Linked DNA regions of Homo sapiens: region 1 is linked to region 2. Evidence: read pairs that join two places in POLR2A ChIA-PET (ENCODE). Cell type or tissue: Caco-2. All regions are shown on one strand. Links, peaks and the distances in the headings refer to the core of each region. The heading gives the core; the rest is flanking DNA.

Evidence for each region. ChIA-PET counts read pairs that join two places held together with the same protein. Peaks named below come from ENCODE experiments on the same cell type or tissue, not always from the same donor. Only the 100,000 strongest peaks of a DNase experiment are listed, where the experiment ranks them.
Region 1: POLR2A ChIA-PET joins it to region 2 with 7 read pairs; 11 of 35 experiments call an interaction of 5 or more read pairs at or near these places.

What each region holds. Positions count from the first base shown.
Region 1 is chr1:154,074,804-154,084,319 of GRCh38, reverse strand. The region is part of intron 16 of NUP210L (nucleoporin 210 like); the gene reads left to right. It also overlaps the pseudogene RPS7P2. Among named protein-coding and RNA genes, the nearest start is that of MIR5698, 25 kb to the left of the region's middle. In Caco-2, for the core only: no CTCF peak of the experiment used is centred there; no DNase peak of the experiment used is centred there.
Region 2 is chr1:153,992,068-153,994,845 of GRCh38, reverse strand. It overlaps RPS27 (ribosomal protein S27), which reads right to left. Exons shown (of 4, transcript NM_001030.6): 4 at 2,691-2,778. The coding sequence ends at 2,753. NUP210L (nucleoporin 210 like) reads left to right here. Exons shown (of 40, transcript NM_207308.3): 39 at 1,757-1,831; 40 at 1,911-2,156. The coding sequence ends at 2,011. Among named protein-coding and RNA genes, the nearest start is that of RPS27, 2.7 kb to the right of the region's middle. In Caco-2, for the core only: no CTCF peak of the experiment used is centred there; a DNase peak (open chromatin) is centred at 1,333; H3K4me3 peaks cover 181 bases.

The DNA.
Region 1 (9,516 bases), core at 3,897-6,396, 86 kb before region 2:
GAATCGCTTGAACCCAGGAGATGGAGGTTGCAGTGAACCGAGATCACACCACTGCACTCCAGTTTGGGCAACAAAGCAAGACTGTGTCTCAAAAAAAAAAAAAAAATTAAAAATTAGCCAAGCATGGTAACGTGCTCCTGTAGTCCCAGCTACTGGGGAGGCTGAGGTGGGAGGATTGCTTGAGCCAGGTAAGTGGAAGCTCCAGTGAGCCAAGATTGCGCCACTGCACTCCAGCCTGGGTGACAGAGTGAGACTCTGTCTCAAAAAAAAAAAAAAAAAAAGAAAGGAAAAGGAAAGAAAAAACAACAGGGTTTACCACCCTGTTGAGACTACCACCATCTCTAAATTGCACTGGTTAACTTTTACCCTTAGTAACTGAACACAGCACAGCTGCAGTTTCATACCATTCATGACAAGGTAGCCACCCAGGAATTAAAGGTTCCTCATCCCCCACCCTTTCATCCTTTCTCATCCCAAACCACCGTTTCTGTGCCACAGTGCCATTCTATCAAATCCCACCTCAATCACACCAATTGTTCAGGAAAAACTCTCAAACTGTGTTTTTCCTCTGCCCTCACACCACCACAACAATCATTAACACAGAAGATTTCTGTTTCATGAAAAATATGAGAGAGGGAAGAAGAAAAAAGAAGACTTCTGTAACCAAACGTATGGGTTTTTTCCCCACACATCAAGCAGCAGACACCAGCTGGGTGTTCTCCAATTCAATTCTGACACTATCTACCTGGAGTTACTGTCAGATCTCACAGGTTGAGGGCTCAGTCACCAAGACTGCCCACACCTAAGACACAAGTTGCAAATCCAGGCCTCCAGAACTTCTGACCAACTGGCCTCTAGTTGGGGTTCCCCTGACCTCTTTGGGTTCAATTAATTTGCTGAAGTTGAGAGGTGAAGCCAGCTGGGCTTCTGGGTCTGGTGGGGACTTGGAGAACTTTACTGTCTAGCCAAAGGATTGTAAACACATCAATCAGCACTCTGTAAAAACACACCAATCAGCGCTTTGTGTCTAGCTAAAGGTTTGTAAATGCACCAGTCAGCACACTGTAAAAATGGACCAATCAGTGCTCTGTAAAATGGACCAATCAGCACTCTGTAAAATGGACCAATCAGCAGGATGTGGGCGGGGCCAAATAAGGGAATAAAAGCTGGCCACCGAGCCGACAGTGGCAACCTGCTCGGTTGCTTTTCTGTGCTGCGGAATATTTGTTCATTTGGTCTTCACAGTAAATCTTGCTGCTTCTTACTCTTTGGGTCCACACTACCTTCATGAGCTGTAACACTCACCACGAAGGTCTGCAGCTTCACTCCTGGAGTCAGCGAGACCACAAACCCACCAGGAGGAATGAAGAACTTCTGATGTGCCACCTTTAAGAGCTGTAACACTAACTGTGAAGGTCTGCAGCTTTACTCCTGAAGCCAGCGAGATGATGAACCCACTGGGAGGAATGACCAAGTCCAGACGTGCCACCTTTAAGAGCTGTAACACTCAAGGCGAAGGTCTACAGCTTCACTCCTGAAGTCAGCGAGACCAGGAACCCACCAGAAGGAAGAAACTCTGGACGCATCTGAAGGAACAAACTCCGTTTCTGACCAGTTCCGTAATTGGTCAAGAACCTACCAGAAGGAACCAATTACGGAAGCAGAGTGACTCATGGAACTCAGGGAAATATTTACTTATGTTTACCAGTTTATTATAAAGGATATTGTAAAGGATACAGATGAAGAGATACATAGGGTGAGATATAGGGATGGGGCGTGGAGCTTCCATGCCCTCACTGAGCATGCCATCCTCTGGGAATCTCCACCTGTTCAACTATCTACAAGCTCTAACTATTATTGAATTGTCTATTTCTTCCTCAATTCTGTCAGGTTTTGCTTCATGTATTTTGAGGCTCTGTTATTAGGTACATACGCATTTACAATTGTTACATCTTTTTAATAGATTGACCTTTGGCAATACCACAATGCAATTCTGACACCAATATGCAGTTAGCTGACTCCACGGTTTTAAAGGCACAGTTCCCAACAAGACTGCCCTCACTTCAGATGATAGTTGCAAATGGGGGGACTCACAGGCTACCCACTCTTATGACCAACAAGTTTGGTAATTTGTTAGAATGACTCACAGTTTCGTTATAAAGGATACAAATCATTTTGTGTCCTTTTGAGAAAAATCTTCAGAGAGTCCCAGACACGCAGCGTCCATGCCCTCTCCATGGGATTAGGATCTGGTGAAAACATAACAGGTGGAACACATCAATGTGTTTACCAAACAGGAAATTCCACTGAGTTTTGGTGTCCAATGTTTTTTGTTTTTTGACACAGGGTCTCACTCTGTTGCCCAGGCTGAGTGCAATGGCGTGATTATGGCTTGCTGCAGCCTCACTTCCTGGGCTTAAGTGATCCTCCCACCTCAGCCTCTAGAGGAGCTGGGACCACAGGTCTGTGCCATTACACTCAGCTAATTTTAAAATTTTTCTGTAGAGTCAGGGTCTCACTGGGTTGCCCAGGCTGGTCTTGAACTCCTGGGCTCAGGCAGTCTTCCTGTCTCGGCCTCCCAATGTGCTGGGATTGTAGGTGTGAACCACCATGCCCAGCTCCAGCGTTTTATTGGGATATTATTATGTAAACATGATTAATTATGTAAACATGATTAATTGAATAATTGGCCACGTGATTAAACTCCATCACCAGCCCTCCTCTTTTCCCTGGAGGTGGGGCTGCTATCACCTGACCCAAAACCTCATCCTTCTAATCACATGATTGGTCTTTCTGTCCTTATCCAACTCCATCCTGAGTCATCTCATTAGCATAAACTCAAATGTTATCCAAGGGGGCCACCATAAATAACAGACACAATCCTATTACTCAAGAAATTCCAAAGGTTTAGGGGTTACCTCCCAGGAACTGAGGACAACCTCTTTATTATAGATTATTATTTTATCATTATAAAATGACCTTTTCTTTAGTAACAATTTTTGTATTAAAGTCTGTTTTGTCTGATGTTAGTGTAACTACCTCAGCTCTCTTTTGGCTACTGTTTGCATGATACATCTTTTTTTTTTTTCCATCCTTATACTTGTGACCCATGAGTGTCTCTTGCAGACAACATATAGCTGGGCCATTTAAAAATTTCATTATGCTAATCAGACTTTTCATGGAACATAAAATTTATTTATACTTAATGTAATTACTGATAAGGTAGGCATTATGTCTGCCATTTTGCTATTTGTTTTCTATATGTCATATGTCTTTTCTGTTCCTCTTCTTCCATTTCTTCCTTCTTTTTCTTTTCTTTTTTTTTCTTTTCTTTTTTTTTTTTTCGGAAGCACAGTCTTGCTCTGTTGCCCAGGTTGGAGTATGGTGGCACTATCTCGACTCACTGCAACTTATACCTCCCAGGTTCAAGCAATTCTCCTGTCTCACCCTCCTGAGTAGCTGGGAATCCAAGAGCACATGCCACCATGCCCAGCTAATTTTTGTATTTTTAGTAGAGACGAGGTTTCATCATATTGGTCAGGCTGGTCTCAAACTCCTGACTTTGACTGATTTACCTGCCTTGGCCTCCCAAAGTGCTGGGTGTTTTTGTTGTTGTTATTTATTTATTTATTTATTTGAGATGGTCTCGCTCTGTCGCTTAGGCTGGAGTGCAGTGGTGCCATCTCTGCTCCCTGCAACCTCTGCCTCCTGGGTTCAAGTGATTCTCCTCAGAATCTCCTCCCAAGTAGTTGGGACTACAGGTGCACGCCACCGTGCTTGGGAAATTTTTTGGTATGTTTGGTAGAGACAGGGTTTCATCATATTGGTCAGGCTGGTCTCAAATTCCTGAATTCCTGACCTCAAGTGACCCGCCCACCTTGGCCTCCCAAAGTGCTGGGATTACAGGTGTGAGCCACTGCGCCCAGTCATTTCTTTCTCCTTCTTCCTTTTTTTTTTTTTGAGATGGAGTCTTGCTCTGTCGCCCAGGCTGGAGTGCAATGGCATGATCTTGGTTCACTGCAACCTCCGCCTCCCAGGTTCAAACGATTGTCCTGCCTCAGCCTCCCGAGTAGCTGGGATTACAGGCATGCGCCACAATGCCTGGCTCATTTTTGTATTTTTAGTAGAGATGGAGTTTTGCCATGTTGGCCAGGCTGGTCTCAAACTCCTGACCTCAGGTAATCCACCCATCTCGGCCTCCCAAAGTGCTGGGATTACAGGTGTGAGCCACCATGCCCAGCCTCTTCCTTCTTCTGTGTTAGACATTTTCTAGTGTACTATTTTAACTGCTTTATTTTTTCTTTTACTATATTTTTGTGTATATGTGAATGATATTTTACTTAGCCACTTTTGTTTACAACTGAAACTCTAGGAATTTAAAATTAGCATCCTTGCCTGTGAGCTTTCTTTATAAATACCAAAAATGTTTCAGCCTTGTGCTCCACATTGTCCTGCTATGCTTTGTCCAGATGAACCTTTATGAGCCCACTGCTCATATTCTGTTGCCCATAGTTTCACATGGGAAGACCAAGTGATCTTGACCTTGACCAAGAGATCTTGACCTTGACCAAGATCAATGGTTCATTGTGTACAGCTATTAGAATGCACCTCCTGGAACATTTTTGCTTTTTTTTTTTGTATGGCTTTTTTGAATTGGCTTAGGCAGAATTCTCATCTAACAAATAAAGATAATGTGCTTCTCATTGAACTTTTTCTCCCATTCACATGCTAGGTAGAACTTAGATTTTCTGTAAAGATTTCAGTTGAGATATGGGGACAAACATTATGATAGTTCGTGACTACCACCAACTTCAATTTCTTTGGCTGCTGTTCTATTCAACTCCCTTAGCTGAGCCTTAAGGTCCCAGTTTATTTCCAGGTTAAAGAAGAGCCTGAGAAGCCAGGTATGGTGTCGGACACCTGTAGTCCCAGCTAGTTGGAAGGTGAGGTGGGAGCTTGCTTAAGCCCAGGAGTTTGCTCCTAGCCTGGGCAATATAGCAAGACCCCTCTCAAAAAAAAATTTTAATGTAAAATTTTTATTATTTTATTTACTTTTTTTTTGAGATAGGTTTTCACTCTATCTCCCAGACTGTAGTGCAGTGCTGCAGTCATAGCTCACTGCAGCCTTGAACTCTTCGGCTCAAGTGATCCTCCCACCTCAGCCTCCTGAGTAGCTAGGACTATAGGCATGAGGCACCATGCCTGACTAATTTTTATTTTTTGCCCAGGCTGGTTTTGTGCTCCTGGCCTCAAGCAATCCTTCCACCTTGGCCTCCCAAAGTTCTGGGATTACAGACGTGAGCCACCATGCTCAGCCAAAATTTTTGTTTAAAGGAAAGAAAGGAAGTACTCCAAAGTTCTTTCCTTACAAAATAAATAAATAAGAAAAGCCTGAGCAATGCTGGCCTCAAACTTATTCAGCTTTTCATCACTGGGCTTCATGATGAACTGCATGGCCTTCTTGTTTAGTGTTGGCTTAGGGAGCTGTGTTGTTTTGAGTGATTTTATTAATTATTGCCCTAAGGATTACAATTAACATCTTAATCTTTAGTAACCTAGTTTGGCATCATACCAACTTAATTTCAGTAGTGTATAAAACCTTTGCTCCGATATAAACCCATTTCCTGTCCCTTGTTTGTGCTGTTTTTGTCATATAAATTACATTTTTATATACTATGCCCATCAAACCAGTAAATATATATATTGTTTTCTTTTTTTTTTTTTTGAGACAGATTCTCACTTCGTTGCCCAGGCTGGAGTGCAGTGATGTGATCATAGTTCACTGCATTCTCTGCCTCCCAGGCTCAAGTGATTCTCCTGCTTCAGCCTCCTGAGTAGCTGGGATTACAGGTGTGTGCCACCACATCCAGCTAATTTTTGTATTTTTAGTAGAGACAGGGTTTCACCACGTTGGCCAGGCTGGTCTTGAACTCCTGACCTCAAATGATCCACCCACCTCGGCCTTCCAAAGTGTTGGGATTACAGGCATGAGCCACTGTACCTGGCCTTTTTTTTTGGAGATAGGATCTTCCTCTGTTTTCCTGGCTGATTCATGGTTCACCGTAACCTCCACCTCCCCAGCTCAAAGGATCCTCCCACCCCAGCCTCCCTAGTAGCTGGGACTACAGGTACACGCACGCCACTGTGCCTAGCTAATTTTTGTAATTTTTTTTTTTTTGTAAAGATGAGGTCTCGCTGTGTTGCCCAGGCTGGTCTTGAACTCCTGGGCTCAAGCGATCCGCCCACCTCGACCTCCCAAAGTGCTGAGATTACAGGCTTGAGCCACCACACAGCCTATAATTATTACTTTATAAATATTTTTTTCTTTTTTCTTTGAGACTGAGTCTCACTCTGTTGCCCAGGTTAGAGTGCAGTGGCGTGATCTTGGCTCACTGCAACCTCCGCCTCCTGGGTTCAAGCAATTCTCCTGTCTCAGCCTCCCAAGTAGCTGGGACTGCAGATGCATGCCACCATGACTGGCTAATTTTTGTATTTTTAGTAGAGACAGGGTTTTACCATATTGGTCAGGCTGGTCTCAAACTTCTGACCTCAGGTGATCCACCCACCTCAGCCTCCCTAACTGCTGAGATTATAGGCGTGGACCACCGCACCCGGCCATATATTTTTCTTTTAAATCAGATAGAAAAAAAGAATAATTACAACCGAAAATACATTTATACTGTCCTTTATATTTACCTATGTAATTATCTTTTCCAGATTATTTCTTCATGGTGATTCAAGCTATTGTCTAGTGACCTTTCATTGCATCCTGAAGGACTCCCTTTAGTATTTCTTGTAAGACAGGTCTGCTAGCAATAAATTCTCTCCATTTTTGTTGGATCTTAGAATGTCTTAATTTCTCCATTTTTGAAGGATTATTCTGCCCAATATAGAATTGTTGGCTGGCAGTCTTTTTATTTTATTTTATTTTATTTTATTTTTATTTATTTTTTTGAGACAGAGTATCGCTGTGTCACCCAGGCTGGAATGATCTCGGCTTATTGCAACCTCTGCCTCCTGGATTCAAGCAATTCTTGTGCCTCAGCCTCCTGAGTAGCTGAGACTACAGGCCCACACCACCACGCCTGGCTAATTTTTTGGATTTTTAGTAGAGACGGGGTTTCACCATGCTGCCCAGGCTGGTCTCAAACTCCTGAGCTCAGGCAATCCACCTGCCTCGGCCCCCCAAAGTGCTAAGATTACAAGCGCGAGCCACTGCACCTGGCCCTTTTTCTTTTACTTTGAATGTGTCATCTCACTGCCTTCTGGTCCTCATGGTTTCTGATGAAAGATCAGCTATTAATCCCATGGAAGATCCCTTATGAGGGGTGAATCCCTTCCCTTTCTGTTTTTATGATTCTGTCTTTGACTCTGGACAGATTGATTATGATGTGTCTAGATGTAGATCTTTTTGAATTTATTCTGCTTGATGTTGATGGATTGATGTTGTTTGAGCTTCTTGAATGTTTAATGGTTTTCATCAATTTGGTAAGTTTTGGCCATTATTTCTTCAAATATTCTTTCTTCCTCTATTCTTCTATCTCCTCTCCTTCTAGCACTCCGTTTTTGCATATACTGGTACGTATGATGGTGTCCCACAGGTCTCTGATGTTTGTTCTTTTTTTTCATTCTTTTTTCTTTTTATTCATCAGACTGGATAATCTCAGTTGACCTAGCTTCAAGTTCTCCAATTCTTTCTTCAGCCTGTTCAAATCTGCTGTTGAATTCCTCTAGTTAATTTTTCATTTCAATTATTGTACTTTTCAACTTCAGAATTTCTTTTTGGTTCTTTTTTGTTATAACTTCTATCTCTTTATTGGTATTCTCTGTGTAATGTGATAGCACTTTTGTATTTTCCTTTAGTTAGTCAAACATGAATACCTTTAGTTCTTTGGACATTAAAGTTAATTAGAAGTCTGGCCGGGCACAGTGGCTCATGTTTGTAATCCCAGCACTTTGGGAGGCTGAGGTGGGTGGATCATGAGGTCAGGAGTTCAAGACCATCCTGGCCAATCTGATGAAACCCTGTCTCTACTAAAAATACAAAAATTAGCCGGGCGTGGTGGCACACGCCTGTAGTCCCAGCTACTAGGGAGGCTGAGGCAGGAGAATCACTTGAACCTGGGAGGTGGAGGTTGCAGTGAGCTGAGATCATGCCACTGCACTCCAGCCTGGCAACAGAGTGAGACTCTGTTTCAAAAAAAAAAAAAAAAAAAAGAAGTCTTTGTCTGGCCCAGGCATGGTGGCTCATACCTGTAATTCCAGCACTCTGGGAGCCTGAGGTGGACGGATCCTTTGAGTCCAGGAATTCGAGACCAGCCTGAGTGACATGGCAAAACCCCACCTCTGCAAAAATACAAAAATTAGCCATGCATGGTGGTGCATGCCTGTAGTCTCAGCTACTTGGGAGGCTGAGGTGGGAGGATTGCTTGAGTCCAGGAGGCAGAGGATGCAGTGAGCTATGATTGCATCACTGCATTCCAGCCTGGGCAATGAAGTAAGACTCCATCTCAAAAAAGGAAAAAAAAAAAAGAAGTATTTGCCTTGTAAGCTCAATGTCTGGGCATTCTCAAGGCAGTTTCTATGGAAACTGCTTTTATTCTCATGTATGGACCATACTTATTTCTTTACATTTCTAATAATCTTTTGTTAAAAACTCAACATTTTATATAATATAATGTAGCAACTCTGAAATCAGATTCTTCTCCTCCCCTGGTTTTGTGGCTGCTTTTGTTTTTTGTTTTTGCTGAGAACATTTATTTAGTGTCTTTTCTGAACTAGTTCTGTAACATCTGTACTCTTTGACCTATGTGGCCACTAAAAGTCTCTGCTTAGTTAGCTTCATGGTCAGCTAATTATTGGCAAATATTTATTTGTGTTCCTGGTATTTTAATTGAGATTATGTTAAATTTATTTATTAACTTGGAGTAAGTGGAATATTTATGATGTTGAGTCATTGAGTCATCTTGTCAAAGAATGTGTATATGTGTGTGTATATATATGTATACGTGGGTATGTCTCACATATATATGAGAGCTTAGAGACATGTTTTAAAATTGCTGTACAACTCATACTTTTTTAAAACAAATTTTATTTACAAGCTCTGTTCACTGAAAGGGCCTATAACCCAATAGTGATGTACAAACATCTGGGTTTCTAAATACTAGTCCCCATTTAAAGGAATCAGAGCCTCTTGGAGAACTAGTTGATTCCAGCTCAGTAGGGAAAGTGAACAATGAGTCTCAAACAACTTGCGTTAGAAAGCAAAGAAGTGCTCAAAGAGTAATGGTGACTTCTCAAAAAGCAGCTGGCTTGAAGGGACCCCTACTCTCCAAATTGTAGATAATCTGAGCATCCAAAAAATAATGGCAGAGGGTTGAAAAATTACCTATTGAGTACAATGTTTACTACAGTAAAAGCCCAGACTTCACCATTGTGTCATACATGCATGTAAGAAATCTGCACTTGTACCCCTTAAATATATCTTTTAAAAAATAATGACAGAAATATCAACTT
Region 2 (2,778 bases), core at 279-2,778:
GAGACGGGGTTTCACCATCTTGGCCAGGCTGGTCTTGAACTCCTGACCTCGTGATCCACCCGCCTCGGCCTCCCAAAGTGCTGGGATTACAGGCGTGAGCCACCGCGCCCAGATGAAACTGCCTTATTTCACAAATAAGGATGAAAATTAGCCACTTATCACATATAATTTTAACAAACAGTGTAAACTAAGCCTTGCTAGTCCTAGTAACGTGGTGGATTAAAGGTCCCCCTCAGCCGGGCATGGTGGCTTATGCCTGTAATCCCAGCACTTTGGGAGGCCAAGGCGGGTGGGTCACCTAAGTTCAGGAGTTCGAGACCAGCCTGGCCAACATGGTGAAACTCCATCTCTACTAAAAATAACAAAAATTAGTCAGTGTGGTGGCACATGCCTGTAATCCCAGCTACTCGGGAGGCTGAGGCAGAAGTGCTTGAACCTGGGAGACACAGGTTGCAGTGAGCCAAGATCGTGCCACTGCACTTCAGCCTGGGTGACAGAGCAAGACTCCGTTTCAAAAAAAAAAGGTCCTCAACTTACTACCAAGAAGCAACAAACTGGATTTGGCAAACACACACCACTCAGAAGTGGAAACCACTACTAAATCTTGAGGTATAACAGCTACTTTTGCTGAAATTCATAGTTAGGGATAATTCAAGTAACAAAACAGACTGGGTGCAATGGCTCACACCTGTAATCCTAGCACTTTGGGAGGCCAAAGTGGGAGGATGGCTTGAGTCTAGGAATTTAAGACCAGCCTGGGCAACACAGAGAGACTCCATCTCTACAAAAAAACTTTAAAATTAGCTGGGTGTGGTGGTGGCACACATCTAGTCCCAGCTACTAGGGAAGCTGAGGCAGGATTTCTTGAGACAGGGAATTCAAGGTGGCAGTAAGCCATGATTGTGCCACTGTACTCCAGTGATACTGTGTGTCTAAAAAAAAATTTTTTTGAGATGGAGTCCCATTGTCACCCAGGCTGGTGTGAAGTGGTGCAATCTTGGCTCACTGCAACCTCCATCGCCCAGTTTCAAGCGATTCTCCTGCCTCAGCCTCTCGAGTAGCTGGAATTACAGACACCCGCCACCACACCTGTCTAATTTTTTATTTTTAGTGGCATGTTGGCCAGGCTGGTCTTGAATGCCTGACCTCAGGTGGTCTGCCCACCTAGGCCTCCCAAAGTGCTGGGATTACAGGCGTGAGCCACCACACACAGCCTAAAAAAAAAAAAATTAACACAACACTATTGTCTACTCCATTTCCCCACTTTTTTTTTTTTTTCTGAGACAGAGTCTGGCTCTATCGCCCAGGCTGGAGTGCAGTGGCACGATCTCAGCTCACTACAAGCTCCGCCTCCCAGGTTCACACCATTCTCCTGCCTCAGCCTCCTGAGTAGCTGGGACTACAGGCACCCGCCAACACGCCCAGCTAATTTTTTATATTTTTAGTAGAGACGGGGTTTCACTGTGTTAGCCAGGATGGTCTCAATCTCCTGACCTCGTGATCCGCCCACCTCAGCCTCCCAAAATGCTGCGATTACAGGCGTGAGCCACCGTGCCCGGCCATTTTCCCCCTTTCAGCCAAAAGCTGAAAGTAACTCTAAAATGGGTTAAATTGGGATAAAAACTTCCTGTAATAGTGCCATTACTATTACTTATTTTTAAGAATTATTTTTAGCAATATTCTCATTCTAGAGTTGACTTTGCCTTTTAAGGCCTTCCTCAGATATGCCTTGTGACATTTCCTGTCCTTTTTCCAGCATACAATGCCTTCCTAAACAAGATACAAACAGTTCCAGTTGTGTATGTACCAACTCTAGGAACACCACAGCCAGGTAAAAAAGCCTCTGTCCTCATCTTTGAAAAGCTCAGATACACACGTTTAATTCACTCAACTTTTCCCTCTTCTTCTAGGTTTTTTTAACTCCACAAGTTCTCCCCCTCACTTCATGAGTCTACAACCTCCATTGGCCCAAAGTCGGCTGCAACATTGGTTATGGAGTATAAGGCACTAACCTCTGCTTGGACAAGTTTCTCTTAACTGCAGGGGAATGAAGATTTCTAGTCCTCGACAAGAAGCCTAACAGCAACTTCTACATTAAGTTTCCAGATAAGGCTTCTGAGAACTATAAATAAAGCATCCTAAGCTGTTTCTTAAAACTGGTATGTCAGACTGTATTGTAAAGAGTTAACTGTCGGCCGGGCGCGGTGGCTCACGCCTGTAATCCCAGCACTTAGGCAGGCGGATCACCAGGTTAGGAGTTTGAGACCAGCCTGACCAACATGGTGAAACCCCGTCTCTACTAAAAATACAAAAATTAGCCAGGCATGGTGGTACACACCTGTAATCCTAGCTACTCAGGAGGCTGAGGCAGGAGAATCACTTGAACCTGGGAGGCAGAGGTTGCAATGAGTCAAGATTGTGCCACTGCACTCCAGCCTGGGCAACAGAGCAAGATTCCATCTCTCTTATAAAAAAAAAAAAAAACACCAAACACAACACTTGAGATAGTATCACAGTTTAAAAAAAAAACAAATTTATCCAATGAGCCTAGGTGGTTAAAAATGCCCCCAAAGGGACTTTTAAAGTACTTGGCCACTTACGTGCCCCAAATGACTCTAATATTCTCCTCTTCCTGGTTGCCCCAGAATACTTGAGACAGGAACTTCCTAACACTTAAACAAGACAATAAACAGGATTTATCCAAAATGTGTTTATTGAGATGGTTTCCCACTCATCTTGACTCAGAGTGCTTTTAGTGCTGCTTCCTCCTGAAGGAAC